Linked DNA regions of Homo sapiens: region 2 is linked to region 1. Evidence: chromatin loops called from intact Hi-C (ENCODE). Cell type or tissue: GM12878. All regions are shown on one strand. Each heading gives the region's core, and the rest is flanking DNA. Links, peaks and the distances in the headings are about the cores only. Region 1 overlaps LOC105377548 (a long non-coding RNA gene). Region 2 has its middle 69 kb from the start of HPGD.

Region 1 (10,192 bases), core at 1,134-9,133:
TGGGGAGAAGGAAGGATTCCATGAGATCAGTTGTGAAAGGAGGCTTCTAAGAAAGCAACACTGGAGTTGAGAAGGGAATAAGAAAGAGCCAACTACCTGGAGATTGGTAGAAGGATGAAAAGACATGCACAAGATTTGAAGAAGAGTTTATGAAGATGAAGGCTTCCAATGAACTGAGATTTCTACATCATGGGGAGGGTAATAAAAATGCTCTTTAAAATATGTTAAACAAGGTATCTGTATCTATGTCTGCATGAAAGTAGAGAGGAGACAGAATAGCTGATGCAACAGATGACAGTGAATAATCGAGTATCTACAGCTTCTACAATGATCATCAACCAGGTTCTTTCTGCCCAACTGCAGCAAGTCAATCACTGAGATAATGGATTTTGCAAAAGAGAAGACTATTCATGAGGCAGCCAGTGAGGAGGTGAAGAACAGGTCTCAACTCCACCTCCCAGAAGATAAGGCTTAGGGATATTTATAGGTTATAGAAGTGGGGTCAGCTAAGATGTGGGAAAAGGTGATTGTCAGTGGGGGAAAAATGAAGCAATCAGTGATCTATGCAAACATAGTTGGGATATGTGGCATTTCATAGGACACATTTGCAGAAAATGATGGTATTATGATCTGAGGGTGGAATTTTTGGTCCTCTGATGTCAAAATGCTCTCCGGCATTTACAGAGGCCCAGCTGAAGAGTCAACCAGTTTGAACTGGTCAGGAGCTGTCCCACATTCCTGAAAAATAACTGAAGTGACCATTACCATGGTGATTTATAAATGTTCAATTTATTATGCCGCTAATGAAGGTTAAGTTTCAGCGTTCAGTGGTGCAGCCTTCAATTACTGTGGCTTTCAGCTTCATGAAAAAAAAAAAAAAAAAAGAAAAGAAAAAGATAAAAAGCAGGTAACCAAAAGCAAGCAGGGCATGCTAAATTTGGCAGACCTAATCAGATGAATCCTCTGTTTCACAGTGCTATTTTGTTTATAATCTTCTTTATCCAGGAGAACATTATTTGAACTAAAAAGAACAAAGCAAGAATGGTCTGAAATCACAAGGGGTTCAGAAGAATGAAACAGATGATCTGGATACTTTTAGAAGGAGTAATAATTATTAATCCCAACAAATGACATTCTTCAGTGTCTAAGCATTTTCTTTTGTGATTAAAGAGCTGCCGTGAACAAACCTGGAGGAGAACGTGATGGGTACCAGAGACCAGAAATTTACACATGGCTATGTTTTCAAAGGACAGGTCAAGATGGTGAGAGGAGTGGGGCTAAGGAAGATGTTATCATATATAAATTCCAGAAATTGTACTGAGGTGACGTTGGTATCCATCTGCAGCATAATTCTATGCTTAAATATTGAACCAATTATTTTTGAGCTCTTAGTAAGGCAAGGTGGTGGAGCCAGGATGGGTTCAATAAGAAGTTCTCATGCTAAACTAACCTCTTTTTTGATAAAATTTCCAGACTTTAAAGTCAAGAAGACAAAACAATTCTAGATTTGAGTAGGGCATATGAAGAAAATATGTGGCTTAATAACTTGCTTTTTAAAGTTAACATTTTGAAATGGGATCTAAAAAAAAATGTCGATCTTACAGAATTAGAGAGTAGAGCAGTGGTTACTGACACCGGGGAGAAAATGAGAGATTGGGGAGGATGGGAGAGGTTGGCCAACAGGTACAAAGTTACAAGAAGATAGAAAGAAGTTCTGGTGTCCTTTTGCATAATAGGGTGAAGATAGTTAACAGTAAGGGATTGTATATTATAAAATACCTTGAAGAGAGGTTTTGGAATGTTCTTATTACAAAGAAATGAAAAATGCACAAGGTGATGAATACGCCAGCTACCCTAATTTGATTATTATACAACATATACATGTATCAAAACATCAAATTGTATCCCATAAATATGTACAATACAATGTGTCAATTAAAAAATAGAAAACAATATAATTATGTGGTCTACAAAGAGAACATAATGGACTAAATGTTGATTGGGATTCACAGAATATTGCCAAAATATTCGTGACTTTGCTAACCATATGAAACAAAATGTTCACATTTAAATATATAAGTTGATCTTAGTTGTATTTATGTAATAATTATTATGATCCATAATAAACCATACATATTTTGCTAATTTTATTATTTCTGTCCATGACAAGTGAAGTTATTAATAAGATATTATAAAATTTGGCACATAAATTAAAATGTATTCGTTATCCTATTAACAGTATTATTTTAAATGACAAAACTGTATTCCATATGTATTCCAATACACCAAAATTTTGTAAGTTAATTTACCAATATCCGTTTTTTGGACATTTAGATTATTTGCATTTCTTACACTTTTTTGAAGTATTCTAGTTATGTCCTTAGGTTAAATTCCTAAAAGTAAAATTTCTGAGCTATGAGGATATGCCAAATTACCTTCCAAAAATGTGGTATTCGCCGGGTGCAGCGGCTCATGCTTGTAATCTCAGTGCTTTGGAAGGCTGAGGTGAGAGGATGGCCTTGAGGCTTGGAGTTAGAGACCAGGCATGGGCAATGTAATGAGACTCTGTCTCTACAAAAAAAAATTTTTAAATTAACTGGACATGTTGCTGTGCACCTCTAGTTCCAGCTACTTGGGAAGCTGAGACAGGATATCTGCTTGAGCCCAGGAGTTCGTGGCTGCAGAGAGCTGTGATCACACCACCGCACTCCAGCCAGGGCAACAGAGTGAGACCCTGACTCCAAAAGCAAAAACAAAAGAGCAAAAACGAGATTCCAATGTATACTCCCACCAATTAATTTGAAGGTGACCATATCCCTCCTATCAAATACTGTCACTCATTTACATCTTTGCCAAATGTGGGTAAGAAAAGAAATAAATAGTTTTTTTATTTAAATGTGTATATCTTTATTGTTAGTGAGGTTGAATATTTTTCATATGCTTATTGATCACTTATAGTATTTTTATTTGGTTATCAACTCATTTGCTTATCTGTTTTTAATATTTTTAAATATTTTCATTTTGTATGAGAATTATTAGAGTTATGACAGAACACTTACATTATAGAAGTGCATCCTGAAAAAATTATGCATTAAATGACATGATGTCCGGAATTGTACGTAAAGTCACCTAGTAATGCGGTGGAGCCTGATGAAACAAGAATGGCTATGAAATGATATAATGATGGAAGATTGGGGAAGGGCTTCTAGAGTTTCATAATACATCCCTCTCCATTTGTGTCTACATATAAAATATCCATTACAAAAGGTAGACTAGGTCCTTGTAAAAATAATTTTATATGTTGCAAGCGCAGGAAGAAACTTTCAGTTTCAAGAGTTTAAGCATGTCAAATTGTATACTTCAACTATGCCATTTTATTTGTAATAACCCAAAACCAGAAACAGCCCAAATATCCACTAACAGATAAATGGGTAAACAAATAGTGATAATATCCATAGAACAGAATGCGACTCTGCAAGAAAAGAATGAACTATTCACATAAGCAACATTAATGAATATTAAAATAATTATGCAGCATGAAGAAAACAAGAATAATAAAAAACACTTTATAATTAAAATCATATAAAATTCCAGAAAATATTAACTAATTTATTTTGAAAAAAGGTAAATCAAGGGTTGCCTGGAGGGCAAGTGAGAGTAGGGAAAGATTATTAGAAAGGTATACAGGAGTAATGGATATTTGGATATGTACATTAGCATAATTGTGACAGTTTCATGAGTTTATATGTATGTGGAAAGTACCTCAGTTGTACACCGGTTTTTGTTTTTTGTTTTTTTTTTTTAAAGAGACAGTGTCTCACTGTGTTGCACAGGCTGTAGTGCAAGGCTGTGATCATAGCTCACTATAGTGTTGAACTCCTAGGATCAAGGGATTGTCCCCCCGAGTCTCTCAAGCAGCTGGGACTAAGGGCATGCTCCACCACGTGGAGCTAATATTTTTAAATATTTTTATAGAGATGAAGGTCTTGGTATATCATCCAGGCTGATAATCAACTCAACTGTACACCTGAAATATGTGTAGTTTATAGCATGCCAATTATGTTTCAATAGAACGTTAAAAATGACTTAAAGTCTGGATCTACTTTTTAAAGGAAAACATAAAGTTTGGCAACCCTATATTGACTCCACCATGCCTTGGGAAAGGCAGCCCGCATCAGTGGCAGGAAATATTGGTAAGCAATAAACATCATCTCTATATGAGTCAACAGAAATGTTAGAGGGGTGACAAAAGCCACAGCCCTGGACTATGAGATCTCTCATTTCTCTATTTTCATTTTCTTGACTGTGCAGCAATGGCCTTGAGGTCATTACATGAGTAAACAAAACCTTATTTGCTCTGACAGTTATGTCAGTTCCAGGAAAAACACCAGCATGGAGTGCACCCACCCATGCTCATAGCCTTAGCCACTGAAACACCTATGGAGACACTGCAGAAGAGGTACCATTCTCGACCTTGATGCAGTCTCCTCCAGACCTTATTAATCACACTCAGTGTTTCTGCGCCAATTATGGTTTCAGCCTGGCCTCTTAACAAATGACACCAGAAACTTGAGTTTTGGACATCCAGGCACATGGTTCCTCTGCAGTGCCTGGAGTCTTCTCAGGGGTGCTAGGAGTTATGTGACATCCCCCGAGAAAAAGGGATTCATCCTTCTCCCCAGAGTCCTACAGGATGTCACAACAACTTTCCCCTCCTCAGGGTGAACTCTGAGCCTACAAAGAAATCCTGGCATTCAGGCCACAAATTAGGATCACAAAGTGAAATACTCTTTCCTAGGTGGGTTTTGACAGCAAAGCAAATTAGACCAAAATTGGAAGAAGAGAAAATTATTTGCAAATTGCCGGTAATACCCAGGCTAGAGCAATCTTCTTAGACAAGATTGGGTCAGGATCGTGCCTTAACTAGTCAGAGAGGAAGGAATGACATTCCCCTAAGGGCACAGACTATTTGTGATTTTCTCCAGGGAATGAGAGAGAGAACAGAAACATCTGCTTTCCTTTATTACACTGAGGTGACTAATACACACTATGGGGAACCTGTCAGGTGGTAGAGGTGAAATGGCTTATGCCACAGAAACTGGCAGTGACCTAAATCTGGCAAGGGTCCTGGCCTGCGCAGGTTAGAAAGTACAACGCAGCTCCTTAAAGCTTCCCACTTACCTGGAATTTGTGGGGAACCTCTCCACTGTGGATGTTCAGATGTATGGAGTTCGATGCCTCCTTTACATTCACAGAGGCTTTCCTCCTGAGTTGTTATAGTGAATATGGAAGCCTTTCTCCAGCATGCACTCTCCAGTGTTGATTGAGTCCAGGGCTTTCTGTTGAAGGGATTTCCCATATTTACCAAATTCACAGGGCTTTGCTCCAGTGTGAACGCTCTGTGATTAACTAAGGATGGAGCTCTGGCTAAAGGACATCCTATATTCACCATACACATGAGGCCTAGCTCTAGTGTGAATTCTCTAGTGTTCAATGAAGACAGAGCTTTGGCTAAAGAAATTCTCCACATTCACCACACTCATAAGTCTTTCTCCAGCGTGAATTATCCAGTGACAAATGAGATTGGAGTTTTGGCTAAATAATTTCCCACATTTGCCACACTCCTAAGGCCTTTTCTCCATTGTGAATTCCCTGATGTTGAACAAGTTTGTATTTGTACCTGAAAGCTTTCCTGGTTCACTGCACTTGTAATGACTTTTTCTGCTGTGAAAGGCCTCCCCACATTTGGTGCTGATGTGTGGCTTCAATCCAGTTGTGAGTGGCCTATGTTGGAGAAGGTACAGTTGCCAGGAAAATCCTTCCCAACTTTCCCACAGGCGAAAGGCCTTCCTGACACTTAAAATCTGCAGCCTTTCACAGAGAAAGCATTGTCCACGTCTCTATTCCATTGTGTTCCTTCTGGTGCTGGTGCATGTTTGCACTAAACCAGAATTGTTTCCCACATGCCTCACAAGTGTACTATTTCTGCCCAGATAGCGTTCCTTGTTGCTCAGCCAGATACAAAATGTCCCTTAAGACCAGAACACACATCTCACAGGGATGAGCCTTCTGGATGAATGGACCTAGCTGTGACACTTTCTACTGAAACACTTCACTGAGGGTGTCTGCTTTCCCTTTGCTCCACACCAACAACCTGGCGAGGTTATATAGGCAAAGTTCTCTGCATCACGGGGCACAGCTCTCAGGCTCATCAAGGAAACTCCATTCCTCTCAGAAGTCATTAAAGGTCGGCTATGTTCATAAAGATCATACTGAGATGGCTTCTCTTTCTGTAGGTGGAGCGAGCTGGGACTTGCAGGTGACCAAGAAGGGGGATCCCGGAACCGGAATTGTCTCCCTTGGCGTTCCGGAAGTAGAAGCAGAGTCATTGCTGGGTGGCGCCAGCCCTCAGACTTGCCTCTTTGCAGTAGGAAGAAGGCCTCCCCACATACCTTCCCACACTCATCACCTTAAGCCAGACTCGGTGTCCAGTGAATATGACCATCTCTTGCCCATTTTCTAATGAGTGTTTTCATTAATGAGTTATAAGAATGTGGTGGGTAAATCTATGGGCTTTGAACTAGTGAATCAACTTGGTTTCAGAATCTGGCACTGCTACTTACTAGTGAATTTAAGCAAGTTATTTCACCTTTCAGAGTGTCAGTTCCCTCATGCATACAAGGAAGATAAAAAATAATGTATACAAAAGTATTGGAGTAATTAATACATGGAGAACTACATGTAAAGCGTTTAGCATGATGTCTGACATATTAAGCATCCAATATTAGTTGCTTGCAGAATTATTAGTAAAAGAGATTGCTTCTGAAAGCCATTCCAATTCTTAAATTTTATAATGCCACATTTGAGGTCACCTGAAGTACGTGTATAACATGTGTACATTTTTGCGATTTATTTTTTCAATTCCCAGATTAGAGGCATAGAGATATCCTAGCAAGGACTCCAAGTGTGTAGATCTGTCAAAGATATGAACATGAAAGAACAGCTTATTTCAATAAACCCACTTTACATACCTTGTGTGCTTGTTTTTAACAATAAAAATTGGAAAGATAATTAAGGAACTGAAAAACCAGAGGGTAAATTCTACAGTTTCCTTAATTTAAAGAGTAATTGTTTTTAATTCTGATTCACCTAAGAAGAAGGCATTTAACTTGTAGGGCTTTCTGTATTTACATGTATTATATATTAAATCCTCACAATTGTTTGCAGTCATTATTATTATTATTATTATTATGCCCATATAATATGTTAATGTGGAAACTGAGGCTCACAAAGCTTAATTAAATTGCCCAAGTTCCTAAAATTAATAAATGTATTTTGGGTTTGAACCTGTCTTCTGACCGCAAAATTAATGATATTTCACCACACTGTTTTCATTCAGCCTAACCTAGTCAGCCATGACCACATGGTGGTGTTTAAAGAAACAAAAAAATCTGAAGAACTAAAACAAACTTTTAAAGGTTTAAATCGACTTTCACTTTGAAAGAAATCTAGCCTACCTGTGCCTTAAAAGATAAAAAAGTACAATAGTAAAATGGAAATCTTTTAGAGAAAAGAATTACATAAGCTGATTGTCAATTAAGACTCCTGAACTGGCCTCTGTACTCTGGTTTATTAGGAGTGTTGAATAAGTGCTTTTGGACAACATTTAGATGTGAACATAGTCTTAAATTCTCTTTATTCCCATTTTTTAAAAAAATGTTCTTGAGAGTATTGCAGTACAAATTACATATTGACCAAAATTTTGTCCCTTTTGAAAATCAAGTTTATTTTTAAGTTTGAAAATTCATACCCATGATAGTAAAAGAAAGAGACTATTACAGGAGATAAGAAGACGTAGTTCCTAAAATAGGTTATCAGTTAACTAGCATAGGGATTTTATGCTGGGAAGTTACTAAGCAAGGAAATGGCATGATATGCCTTAGTGTGATTTTGAAATAATCACTCTGGCTGCTGTGGAAGAATGGGTGTAAATGGCAAGAGTGGACAAAGGAATACCAGTTAAAAAGTTATTGTAGGCCGGGAGCAGTGGCTCATGCCTGTAATCCTAGCACTTTGGGAGGCCGAGGCAGGCGGATCACGAGGTCAGGAGATCGAGACCATCCTGGCTAACACGGTGAAACCCCATCTCTACTAAAAATACAAAAAATTAGGCGAGTGTGGTGGCGGGCGCCTGTAGTCCCAGCTACTCAGAAGACTGAGGCAGGAGAATGGCGTGAACCCGGGAGGTGGAGCTTGCAGTGAGCCGAGATCTCACCACTGTTATTGTAGTTGCCTAGCAGAAACATACACTACATTGTAGTAAAAATGACGATGGAAGGAAGTAGATAGATATGAGAAATATTTATGATTAGATAAAGGACTCACAAATATTTTTGAAATGAGTGTGGTGTCTTGGTGTTGGTGAGGATTACTATGGGGTAGAAAGAAATATTGAAAATAAATCCCAGATTATTAAAATGGGGAAAATACAAATACCTGTACTCTGTTTTCCCCATGGATATGTGGTAGTCCTTGGACATCTGCACACTTATCAAGAGATCTTCATGTATTTCTGATCCAGTTAATAAAATGGACTGGAAAGCACTGATCTACTGCCTAGCATGGCAATGGTGCCCAGTGCCTGGTCCTCTGTAAATGATTCCTCAGACATTACTGAGGAAAGAATCTCTGAGCTTAGAGATATTTCAATAAAAAAAATTTCCAAAACTGAAAAGCAGAGGAAAAAAAAAAGACTACACAACAAAAAAGAGTACCCAAGAACTGTGAGACAACAACGAAAGGTTTAACTACACATAATGAGAATACCAGAAGGAAAAGAGAGAAAGGAAGAGAAGAAATATTTGAAGCAAAAACAATAATGACTAAGAATGTTTTCTAGACTAATGTCAGATACCAGACTACAAATCTAGGTAGCTCAGACAGTTGCAAAAAACAAAAAGAGAGAGGGAGAGAGAAAAAAAAAACCAAAAGCAAAACAAAACAAAAAACCCAAAACACAACAAAAACTACACGTAGGCATATTATATTCAAATTTCAGAACATCAAAAATAAAGAAAAAATTTGGAAAGGAGCCAGAGGAAAAAACATCTTACCTATAGAGGAGCAAAGAATTACATAGTACTTTTTCTCAGAAACCGTGCAAGTAAGAAGAGAGTGAAGTATTTAAAATGTCACGGAAAAAAGCCCACCAAATTAGAATTCTGTACCCTACAAAATTATCCTTTAAAAGTGAAGCAGAAATAAAGACTTTCTCAGACAATCAAAAATTCATGGAATTTGTTGCTAGTAGACCTGCTTTGCAAGACATGTTAAAGAAGCTCTGTAGAGAAAAGTACAATTATATAGGTCAGAAACTTGAATCTACATAAAGATAGGAAGAGAATGAAAGAAGAAATAAATGAAGATAGAATAAAAACTTCTATTTTTAATTCCTAATTCATCTAACAGATAACAGTTTGTTCAAAATAATAATAGCAACAATGTATTTGTGTGTATATATACACATATATGTTTACGTATGCTTATGTATAAGTGTAATGAATGCCAGCAATGATATGGATAAGAGAGAGGAATTGGAATTTTTTTTATTATAAGGTACTTACACTACCCATGAAGTGGCATAGAGTTATTTGAAAGTGGACTCAAATTACTTCTAAATCTCTACTGGAAATTTCATCTAGCAATCTTGCTCTTTGGTATTTATCCAAAGAATATGAAAACTTATGCCCACACAAAAGCCTGCATATAGATGTTTATGGCAGCTTTATGTAAATGCTAAAACCTGGAAACAACCAAGATGTCTTTCAGCAGGTCAATGAATGAATAAACTGTGATACAGCAGACAATGGAATATTAATCAGTGCTAAAAAGAAATGAGCTGTGGCTGGGTACGGTGGCTCACGCCTGTAATCCCAGCACTTTGGGAGGCTGAGGCAGGTGGATTACCAAGTTAGGAGATCGAGACCATCTTGGCCAACATGGTGAAACCCCATCTCTACCAAAAATACAAAAATTAGCTGGGCGTGGTGGCACATGCCTGTAATCCCAGCTACTCAGGAGGCTGAGGCAGGAGAATCGCTTGAATCAGGGAGTCGGAGGTTGCAGTGAGCTGAGATCATGCCAGCCTGGCGACAGAGAAAGACTCTGTCTGAAGAAGAAAGAAAGAAAGAAA
Region 2 (10,192 bases), core at 1,494-9,493, 52 kb after region 1:
CTTGTTAATAAATATATATGTAGTTTAAAATTCTGTATATTATTTTCTCTTTAAATAACTTATGAGATTTCTCTCTCTTGACTGAACCCTGAGTGATACACCTAGATAAAGGCAATAACCAAAATTATGGACATATTTTCTTTATTGAAAAGTATAATGCCTATTATGGGAAGGGCCAGACTTTTATTTTTTATTTTTTATTTATTTTTATTTTTTTATTGATCATTCTTGGGTGTTTCTCGCAGAGGGGGATTTGGCAGGGTCATAGGACAATAGTGGAGGGAAGGTCAGCAGATAAACAAGTGAACAAAGGTCTCTGGTTTTCCTAGGCAGAGGACGCTGGGGCCTTCCGCAGTGTTTGTGTCCCTGGGTACTTGAGATTAGGGAGTGGTGATGACTCTTAACGAGCATGCTGCTTTCAAGCATCTGTTTAACAAAGCACATCTTGCACCGCCCTTAATCCATTTAACCCTGAGTGGACACAGCTCATGTTTCAGAGAGCACCAGGTTGGGGGTAAGGTCATAGATCAACAGCATCCCAAGGCAGAAGAATTTTTCTTAGTACAGAACAAAATGGAGTCTCCTATGTCTACTTCTTTCTACACAGACACAGCAACAATCTGATTTCTCTATCTTTTCCCCACATTTCCCCCTTTTCTATTCGACAAAACAGCCATCGTCATCATGGCCCGTTCTCAATGAGCTCTTGGGTACAACTCCCAGACGGGGTGGCGGCCGGGCAGAGGGGCTCCTCACTTCCCAGAAGGGGCGGCCGGGCAGAGGCGCCCCCACCTTCTGGACGGGGCGGCTGGCCGGGCGAGGGCCGCCCCCAACCTCCCTCCCTGACGGGGCGGCTGGCCGGCCGGGGGCTGGCCCCCACCTCCCTCCCGGACGGGGCGCAGACTTTTATTAATGTGCAGGAACTTTGAGTTATATTCAGATTGCATAGTTTGAGATATGTAAAGTATTATAGAACAACACCTTTTAAAGTTGAGTAGATGAAAATGGCAAAACTAAAAATTAGGGTGTTTCATAGGATAGAATATTTTTCATCCACTTTGAGAGAAATTATTAAAATTAGAAGGTTTGTGGATGAATAAATGGATGAAAATATAATTTCTGGGGAGAAACCTAAGGCAAAAGAACCATTCTCAGTGCTCACTGGTTCAGATAAATTCTATGCTTTGGAATTCCAGAAACCTAAGTGATTCTTATAGCTGGCAGTCATCAATTTAAGACACAATGACATTTCATTCGCTTATAAAACTGGCACCATTGGCTTTCTGGTACAGCTTTCCAGAAGCAGTGTTGAATTTTCCCAGATGCAGTCTTACTCTTTCATAGGACCCAATAGGCACTAAGAATTTGTTGAAGAACAAACAGAAGAGAGTTATTTCGATCAGGACCAGGCTGAATGTGTAGTTTCAGCTACTTTAGCATTGTGACCTATCTGATTCAACTATTTTAACATTAACTCACAGAATTTTAGTACATTGAAGGACCAGATCAAATTTCTTGTATTGATTGATATTTGCCATCCCAGGAAGGCATGTTTAGTCCCAGAAGACTGACAGACAGGTTAAAATAATCTTTTAGGTTGACAGTTGACATAAGCCACTGCCCATTTAAAAAATAATAGAAAATAGAACATGGGGAAAGAAGTGTTCCTAAGGGTACTGTTGCCCAGAAACGATGTAGTAACCAATCAACAACAGAAGAATAGAACTCAAAAACGTATACAAACCTGTTGAGGGGGAAATGTGAAAAGCAATTCTTTAAGTAAGAACAGGCAGCTTTTCTAAAATGTTTGATAAGAGAAAATAATATATAAATGGTATAGAAACAGACTAAAAATGAACAAACACTTATTCAGACACATTTATATTTGTGATACATTCTCATTTCTGAAAACAAGATGATTTGTGCTGTGGATGGTCCTTTGGTGAATTTTGTTTTCTTTTGCTGCTGTTGTTGGCTTGGAGGTAGGGGTAGAGCAGGACATACAGAATGTGAATTTGTAGCTGTGAGTAGCCATTTTGTTTTTGATTTTTGTGTTTACATGCATTTTGAGAGTGAATATATGGTGTAAACACTAAGATGACTATTCGTTCTTATACTTGAAATAAATTAGGTAATTTTCCACTTTTTTATTTCTAAGAACATAACTATAGTTAGAACTATTACTTCACAAATCCAGAGATGGAGAAACATGGAGATGAAATGATGTAAAAATAGTAAAAATATTCATATAGGAGTACATGTGGTTCACAAAAGCTTACATTTTGAGTGGAGTTTTATAAAACTAATATTTTACCTATTAAAACTTTTTCAGTGCTCTCTAACCTATGATATTTGCGAGTCAAAAATCAGCATGCATGATACAAATATTATTTCTGTAACAATTGTATGACAGTTATTTGGCAGAGTGAATTACTGATTATCTTACTTTAAACTGCTACCGGATTCAAAACCATAGCTATTACCTGCTCCTTAGTACAGCACAAACAGAAGGGGCAATATTGCTATTTAAGATTAGATTGAGTCTAGAACCTTTTATGACTGGATGGTTATTCATTGTGCAAAAGCCAGATCGATGAAAGGTGCAAATTTTAGAGTCAAAAGTGAAGGAGTAAGAAAGACTCAAGCTTTCCTTCTACATTGCATGTTCTAGTTGCTAAACTGTCGGCAGAGCTGGTTTTCAGTTGGAAATTATCAAGAAACTCTACCCAAGTTTTGGAAATCCTTAGGATCATGGTATCCTCAAGTTAGAGAGTAGAGTTACATGGATCAAGAAATGTATAAATACAAGAATATAAATTTTACACTTGATTACTACTTGTTTACCTGAAGCAAGTAAGCAAATGCATTATACATACTAACTGAAAACTTATGTGATTTTAAAAGGTCTTCTTGAGTGAAATTATTAACCATTTGATCATATCTAATGCATAAATACACAGAGTGAGTTATCCTTCTTCCTATTTCTTTTTTTTGCTTATCAATAGTAAAACAATATAGAATGCTTAAAAATTAGGAAAAAATCGTAAGCAATCAATCCTAAAAAAGTAACCTATTATTTTGTTTAGTCCCTTTAGGTTGTTTATATATATATAATGTAACTGTAATATTAATGAAAATAGCATTTTTCATTGCAATATTTTATAAATTATTATTGGATAAACATGTATATATCATACTAAAGACAATATAGCATATGCTATAACTATATACTATATGTTACATAAATTACATAAAAATAGTGTATGTACTATGTATTCTATAATAATTACATACTCTAATTTAACTATCTCTTGTTAGAAAACAAAGCTTCTGATCTTTTTTTCTATTAGAAAAATTGTTTTGCTTATAGACCTTTTGGGCTTACACTTTTTGATTTTTACCTAAGACGGCAATGATAAAAGGACTGTATGGGAATGAAGCTGTAGCTTGGAACTCATTAGTGCAGTAATCTGATTAACCAATGTAAATTAGCCGGAGTTGCTAATGTATTCTTCAGCTGAGCTGATGCTTTCTTTAATATGTCCTTCCAAGAATTGTGGGAAAAAGAGCAGGAGGCACTTCAGGGCGATTCTACTTCCTGACTCCAATTTCTGACTCCCAATAGTTTCTCTTTTGCCCGAAACATTTTACCTGTGGGGAGAATCCCAGGTAAATATGGAAATATCACTGTGGAAAATGGAAACATGGCAACGGTAGACTCTGAAATTGATGAATATTTTGGGGCAGGATACTAGTGGGCTCAGTTATGAGCTCAGTGTGAATGGGAAAGGAAAATGTAAATAAACAAAATTAAGAAATTCTAGCCGAGGTAGAGAGTCCAAGTTAAAAAAAAAAAAAAAAGACATTCTATGAGTTTTTTCTTCCCCCTCAGAGACTCTCAGATTTTATGACCAAAATGGTGTTAAAGGAAGAAAAAGAAGAAGAACATTATTGGTTGCATTGTAGCATATCCAGCTGCCATTGAAGTATTGAGCATGTGGAAGGAAATGTATTTTGTCTAAATCTAAGAAAAATTAATTTTGATTCAATAGGGACTATTTAAAATAAATATTTGGCTACTTCATAGTGACCTGGGACTAACAAAATCTGTTTTTGCTAGTTCATCATAGCTCAACTTGAATCAAACTACCAAAATGTTATTTTAATGGATTTTATTGGTCAGTTTTTAACTCTTAAGTATAAACATATAAATTCACTTAACCTCAATCTAGTCTTATTTATAGTATACATATGGCTAACATAGAGTTTTAAAAAAGCATCTTCTAGTCACTGAATACATTTTTAAGATAATTTAAACTTGTTGACTAGATTTTTCCAAGAAGGGTTTCCATGGATTTTTGAAAATAAATATGCCTTCAAAAATAGGACATTATTAAGATATTCTTCCTGATCCTCTCTTGACAATTTCCAAAACAAAAATTGAAACTTAGTTTGACCTCTTGTACCATACTGTTTGCCATGTATTCAAAAACTAAATTGTATTAACATCACAAAGAAAACATTCAGTGAAAGAGCTGCCATGGAAAACTGATTTTGAATGGGACATTCCAGAGTTTAGCATTATCTTCAGCATCGAAATCATACAAAACTTGAGCTCTCATAGGGTGTTTGGTACTCAAATTGGCAGTTTTTATATATTTTTTGTTTTGTTTACAATTTTATGTTGATTAAAATAGTATTACTTAATTCAATACAAAATAATACCAATTTGTTACTTCGGTGGGGTTATGACTAGAATATTTTTCTAGTGAGAGAATCTAGACAACAATCCTTTTTTATTCAATTTATACTGCAGAAAAGGTACTCTAAACTGACACGATGGAGTCCTGCAAATTTTAATTTGATTCATAAAGAAGAAGCCCTTTACTGATAATAATATTTACTTTTTTGAGTTGGCTTTAATTCCCCCACCCACCCCCACCCTGCAATTGCAGGAAGCAGACTTCATTACATCACACGAAACCTCCTTGTCCATGCCCTGGCACTCAGGATGCCTCTAAGGGTGGGATAGCTGTCCTCCCTGCAGCTCTTCCTAATGGGAAGTCATAAAACCAGGTTGGAGCAATTCACTGAGGCAGGATGATAGTTTTTTTGCATTTGTTTTCTTCACTCTTTAGTGATGGGATAAAATTATAAGCAAGAATGTGTGTTTTTTTTAAAGGGTTGTAGAAAGACACTGATAAAAATTCTTCTAAATTTCTTGTATCTTCCCAGATATAATCAGGTGACTTTCTCATGTTTTAGATGTTATCATAGGCAATCATTTAACCTGTAGTTATGGAATTAGATAACGGTAGCTGTTACAAGTAGCTAACACTTATGTGACACTTCCTGTATTATGTAAAACAGTATTGACTTATACATCATGCACATCTAGATAGGGAGCATTATTGCTCCGTTTGATAGATGTGGCAACTTATATTCCAGCTCAAAGAAATTTAAGTAACTTTCTCAAGCTCACACACAGGATAAGTAGCACGGTTGAGATGCAAACCCAGGTAGTCAGGCTCTGACAGAACATGCCATGATGATCATTGAACTTTGGTAGTTTGTCTTTCTTTCATAAGCAGAGATTTAAAAAATAACCTGGATTTTTCTATCTTATGTTTTCTATCATTTAAAATTAAGACTTTACTTATAAGGGCTGGGTTAATCTCTTAAACAGAAATCATAATATTTCTGAGGATGACTAAAAGCTGTACACTTTTCAAGAGATTATTATGCATGAGATGACTTAGAATCTACGGCTGAGAAGAGATAGGGAAGTGGTAAATGTGGTATCTGATCTGGCCCAACCCTACTCTAAATGGGACATTTCCCTTCACCCCCACCCCTTCTTAGTAGAATGATAAATATTTATCAGTACTTGCTAAGTGCCGGGCATTGTGCTAAGCATTTTGATAATAACATATCTAAGCATTTTGATAATAATGTATCTAAGCATTTTGATAATAATGTATCATGTAATTAATATCCTTCCCATTTGATAGATGAGACAACAGAGGCTTAGAGGGTTATGCAGTTTGCCAACTCTGCCATAGTCAATAAGTGGCAAAGGAAGTATGAACCCTGATGAAATTATACCAAAAATTTGCCCCCCTGGGCCTTTGATTAGATAAATTAATAAATTACCTGTACTAATTAGGCCTTATTTTTTTTTTTATTACTGGCAACCAAAAGCATCGTAACTGACATAAGAATGTACAGCCAATGCCATTTTGGTGTACTTCTTAGGAATAATATAGTCTTATCTTGGGTAGAGAACCTTGGGATTTGTTTTCAAAAATTTACATCTGCTTCTTCATTAATATTTAAAATGGTGGATGCAGCAGCAGTACATACTGTTACGATTATGCTTGCTTCAAAAGGAAGTTGTGATACAGAGAAATTAAGTACTCTTGTGATTCATGCCATAATTATGTAAAGTTAAGAAATTAGAGAAAAGAGTGTGCAGGAAGGTAGAAGGAAAGAGTTGAATAAGATGTAGTCATTTAAATGAGAAAAAACATAAATGGCATGGAGAAAACTCAATCTGTTTTTGTTTCCTCTTTACCAAATTAAAGAAAAACATATAAGTAAGGTCTCATACTCAGAGATAAAATGGTTAGATATTTATTTAGTCTCGTTTTAGTACCTCAAACTCCACAGTAGTTAGGCCCCTTTCAGGCTCAATATATTGAAGTGAGAAGAAGAAACACACACAGACTTAGTTGATAGCTGGACACAGGAAGATTTTCAGCAAGGTGATGAGATTAATAATTGATATTAATATTAATATCTTCTCTATTAATATCTTTATTATTAATTATATCTTATTAATATCTTCTCTATTATTTCAGTGATTCGGGTTTGTCACATTTACACACTATTAATGGATAATGAATAGTACTTTTTTGATTTTAGTAATCTGTTATTCTAGTTTTTCAAAGGAATCTTGCCACACAGCAAGATTTATCCCCCAGCATGGGGCTAAGCCAGGGACTTGCCTCAAAATGATCAGGATAATCCTGGATGAAGGGGCTGTGGCCACCACAACATTAACTTCCAGTTTTTATTTTTAGCACATGACTAGAGTCACAGAGCTATGCTTTCAGCCTGGCTGAGTCATGATTCATGAGGTGACTGCCATTCTATTGCTCAAACTTTCAATCCTGCAAATGGAGAAAATCGGAATACTCACAAGTCCCAGGAATTTTACGAATGGGTTCTCAATTCAGGCTGAACATTTAGTGGATCAACAAGCCACGAAATACCCTCCAGAGAGGATATGTGGCATTTTCAGTCTCTTTTCTTGCAAAATGTTGAGCCTCAGTTTATGGCCAATATCTAAACTGCCTCTTCACTGCCTATATCTGCCACTTTAAATTATTTCCTCATTTATGTTAGGTGGCTTTGTGTAGATTATTCATAAAAAAAAATTGTACTAAGACATTTTCTCTCACCTCAGTGCTTCTAAAATAAAAGGCACTAAAATTTCTTAAAGACAGTAAGAGCTTTCATGGTTGGCCACATGTAATATGGAATCATCGTATTGATTAATAATAGCTTTCAGATTGACTACTAAATCATCCATTATATTCAATGACATTTGCTACTTGTATATTTTAGGCCCTTAAAGAGATGGACATATTTTTGTAAAATCTTGTGCTAAAGTGCTTGTATTATTCTCCAACTATAATTCTTATTTCTGACTTTGACCAAAAAGGTTTCATTGTATCATAGTTCAAGATTGTGGAAGTATTCTTGCTTCTAGTTCTCCTTTATTTGTCTTTCTTGAATGGTTCATTTTGTTACGAAAGATACTCTTACGACTCTGATAATACTTTTCTCAAGATGCCATCACTTGAAAAGACAGTCATATGCATATTATCCAACTAGATTACATAGTCACAAGTCAGACGCCTGTGTCTTTCTGAGCTTTATTAAGAATGTCATGTGCAATATGGAAAGGTTGCACTTTCTTGTAGACCTTTGTTAAAGACTTATATTTGCCTAAATTGACTCATTGGCAGCAAATCAGAGACAAAGATAACTATGCATACTCCGTCCTATTAGCAAAAAGTTTTAGGGTTGCATATATCATTTTCGTCTGGACAGGTAGCAGGTCATTTTGTTTTTAGTGTATGTGCCCTGGAATAAGAGATGGTACTTGAGATTAACAAGACTATTGGTAAATCTGGTAAAAACCCATGCACTCTTTAGGACTTATGTTTGGTAGATTAAAAGGGTACCATTTTCCTTCTTATGTTTTCAGGATTTTCCTCATTTGTAGTGTCCTGCCACTTATACACACAAGGTTCCTCTGTGGTAATGATGGAATCGAGATTCCTTCTAGAAGAAATTTGCCCTTTTCTGCCCATCCCCACTTCCCAGTTGCATAAGAGAAGGAGATTGAAAAATGTGAATACTATACATAAAAACTGAAATCAGGGTATCAATTTCTCATTCGTCTACTTAAAAAACAATGTTAAAAAGACAATTTTATTTAAACATTAAAAATAATTTTATCCCAACTAAAATTTTTATTTTCTACATTCATTTTCAATTGTTCATATGCATAAATATGACATATGTAATTACCACCAAAGAATGGAAATTTTCTTGCTCTGTAGAGTTGATAATTTTTTTCTGCCTGTGTAATATTTTGTCTAATTGGTGAAACATAATTTATTTGAACATTTTCATGGAGTCAGATATGTAAGTTTTTTAAATGGGATTCTGCTGTAAAGGGTACTGCTAGGATTAGCAGCTTCATGTATAAAGCATTTTTGCTTCTTTAAAATAAATTTCCAGGAGAGGTGTTACTAGATCCTAGTGAAGATAATTTTAGTTTTATTTGATCCATTTCTAAAAGAACTCCTTCAATTTACTATGTTTTGAGCAGTAAGCCAATATTCTGGCATCACCACATGATGGTTAATATTTGAGTATTGCCATTCGTGCTGTCTCTCACAAAATATTTATGCCAAGCCATCTCCTAGGAATTGGGAATACATCAGTGAACGAAAACATGGAGAAACATCTGCCCTTGTGGAGAAAATAAAAGTGTCTATTTAGTATGGTCCAAAATAGGCCATAGAATTGGTTCTAAGTTACATTCTTTCAACTGCTAGTGAGAATTAACATTTTTCTATGTGTTTATTTACCATCAGCATTCTTTTCTGTGTGAATTTTCTGCATATTCTGAAGCCAGTCTTCAACGCAGAGATTCCATGGTCATTGTGGCCTACGTGACCTAAACAAATCATTCCAAAATTTTAAATGGGCTGAGACTGTTGACAGTCATCTCTGCTCCTTATACCCTCATCCAGCATTTGTATTTCAGGTATCTGGTGACACAGATTTCTGGTAATGCCTCACATCTGATCATCACTTCCTGAAAAAGATAACCAAAGGCAATGTAATAGGAATATCAGCAGCCACAGCACTCAGTCACCCAGGGGAATCTACATGTTTAAGCTTTCATACCCTGTTCGGTTTCTTGTAGAACTCACTCAACACCTGGAGTGGATTAAATAGATGATGTAGATTTCAACTGCTTAGAAATATCCATTTCTGCCACATTTCCTGCTGCCTGTTTTACTTCTGTGGAGTTATTTAGTTGTCATGTTGGATGAGTCTGAGCTATTTTCCCAGCACGCTGTACTATAGTGTGAGTGCACCTTCTAGGGAAAAGGGCACAGACTGAACAACTTATCATCAGAATCTGTGTTGACTGAAGGAAGGATGGCAACAGATTCCTGTCAGATGATTTTGCCTCAGACAATTTGGCTGTGAATGCTCAAAGAATGAGGAATAAGTACCCAGGGCATAGAGCATAAAGGTGAGTGCTATTTATCATTATATAACATCATTTTGATGACAGGAAAAATTGAAGTCACACTAGGGACCTACAGCCATGTTAGGGTAGATGATTGTACATAACACTTCTCTCAGTCCTAAGAACCCCTATGCTCGGATGTATTTTGCGGACTACCGAGTCCATGAAAAAAAAAACAGTGGAAACGCAGTGACCATCAGCATGACAAGTCTCCTGCAAAGTGAAGACAAAAGACCAAAATATACTAGCTGAACCCACTTTCCTCTGTTGATATTGAGATTTCTGTCTACGCTGGATAGCTGAATATTATTCATATTTTGCATCAAATTAGTAAAAGTGTTATTTTTAAAT

Evidence for each region. A loop is a pair of places that touch in the nucleus more often than their neighbours do. Peaks named below come from ENCODE experiments on the same cell type or tissue, not always from the same donor. Only the 100,000 strongest peaks of a DNase experiment are listed, where the experiment ranks them.
Region 2: a loop joins it to region 1, with 5 times the contacts of the local background. A loop is called at or near these places in 7 of 110 quality-filtered maps.

What each region holds. Positions count from the first base shown.
Region 1 is chr4:174,534,020-174,544,211 of GRCh38, forward strand. LOC105377548 (a long non-coding RNA gene) reads left to right here. Exons shown (of 7, transcript XR_007058492.1): 4 at 1-1,262; 5 at 2,623-2,862; 6 at 4,113-4,193; 7 at 6,297-7,030. It also overlaps the pseudogene LOC100419741. Among named protein-coding and RNA genes, the nearest start is that of HPGD, 17 kb to the left of the region's middle. In GM12878, for the core only: no CTCF peak of the experiment used is centred there; a DNase peak (open chromatin) is centred at 4,402.
Region 2 is chr4:174,586,039-174,596,230 of GRCh38, forward strand. No RefSeq gene overlaps it. Among named protein-coding and RNA genes, the nearest start is that of HPGD, 69 kb to the left of the region's middle. RefSeq lists an enhancer at 125-672. In GM12878, for the core only: no CTCF peak of the experiment used is centred there; a DNase peak (open chromatin) is centred at 5,791.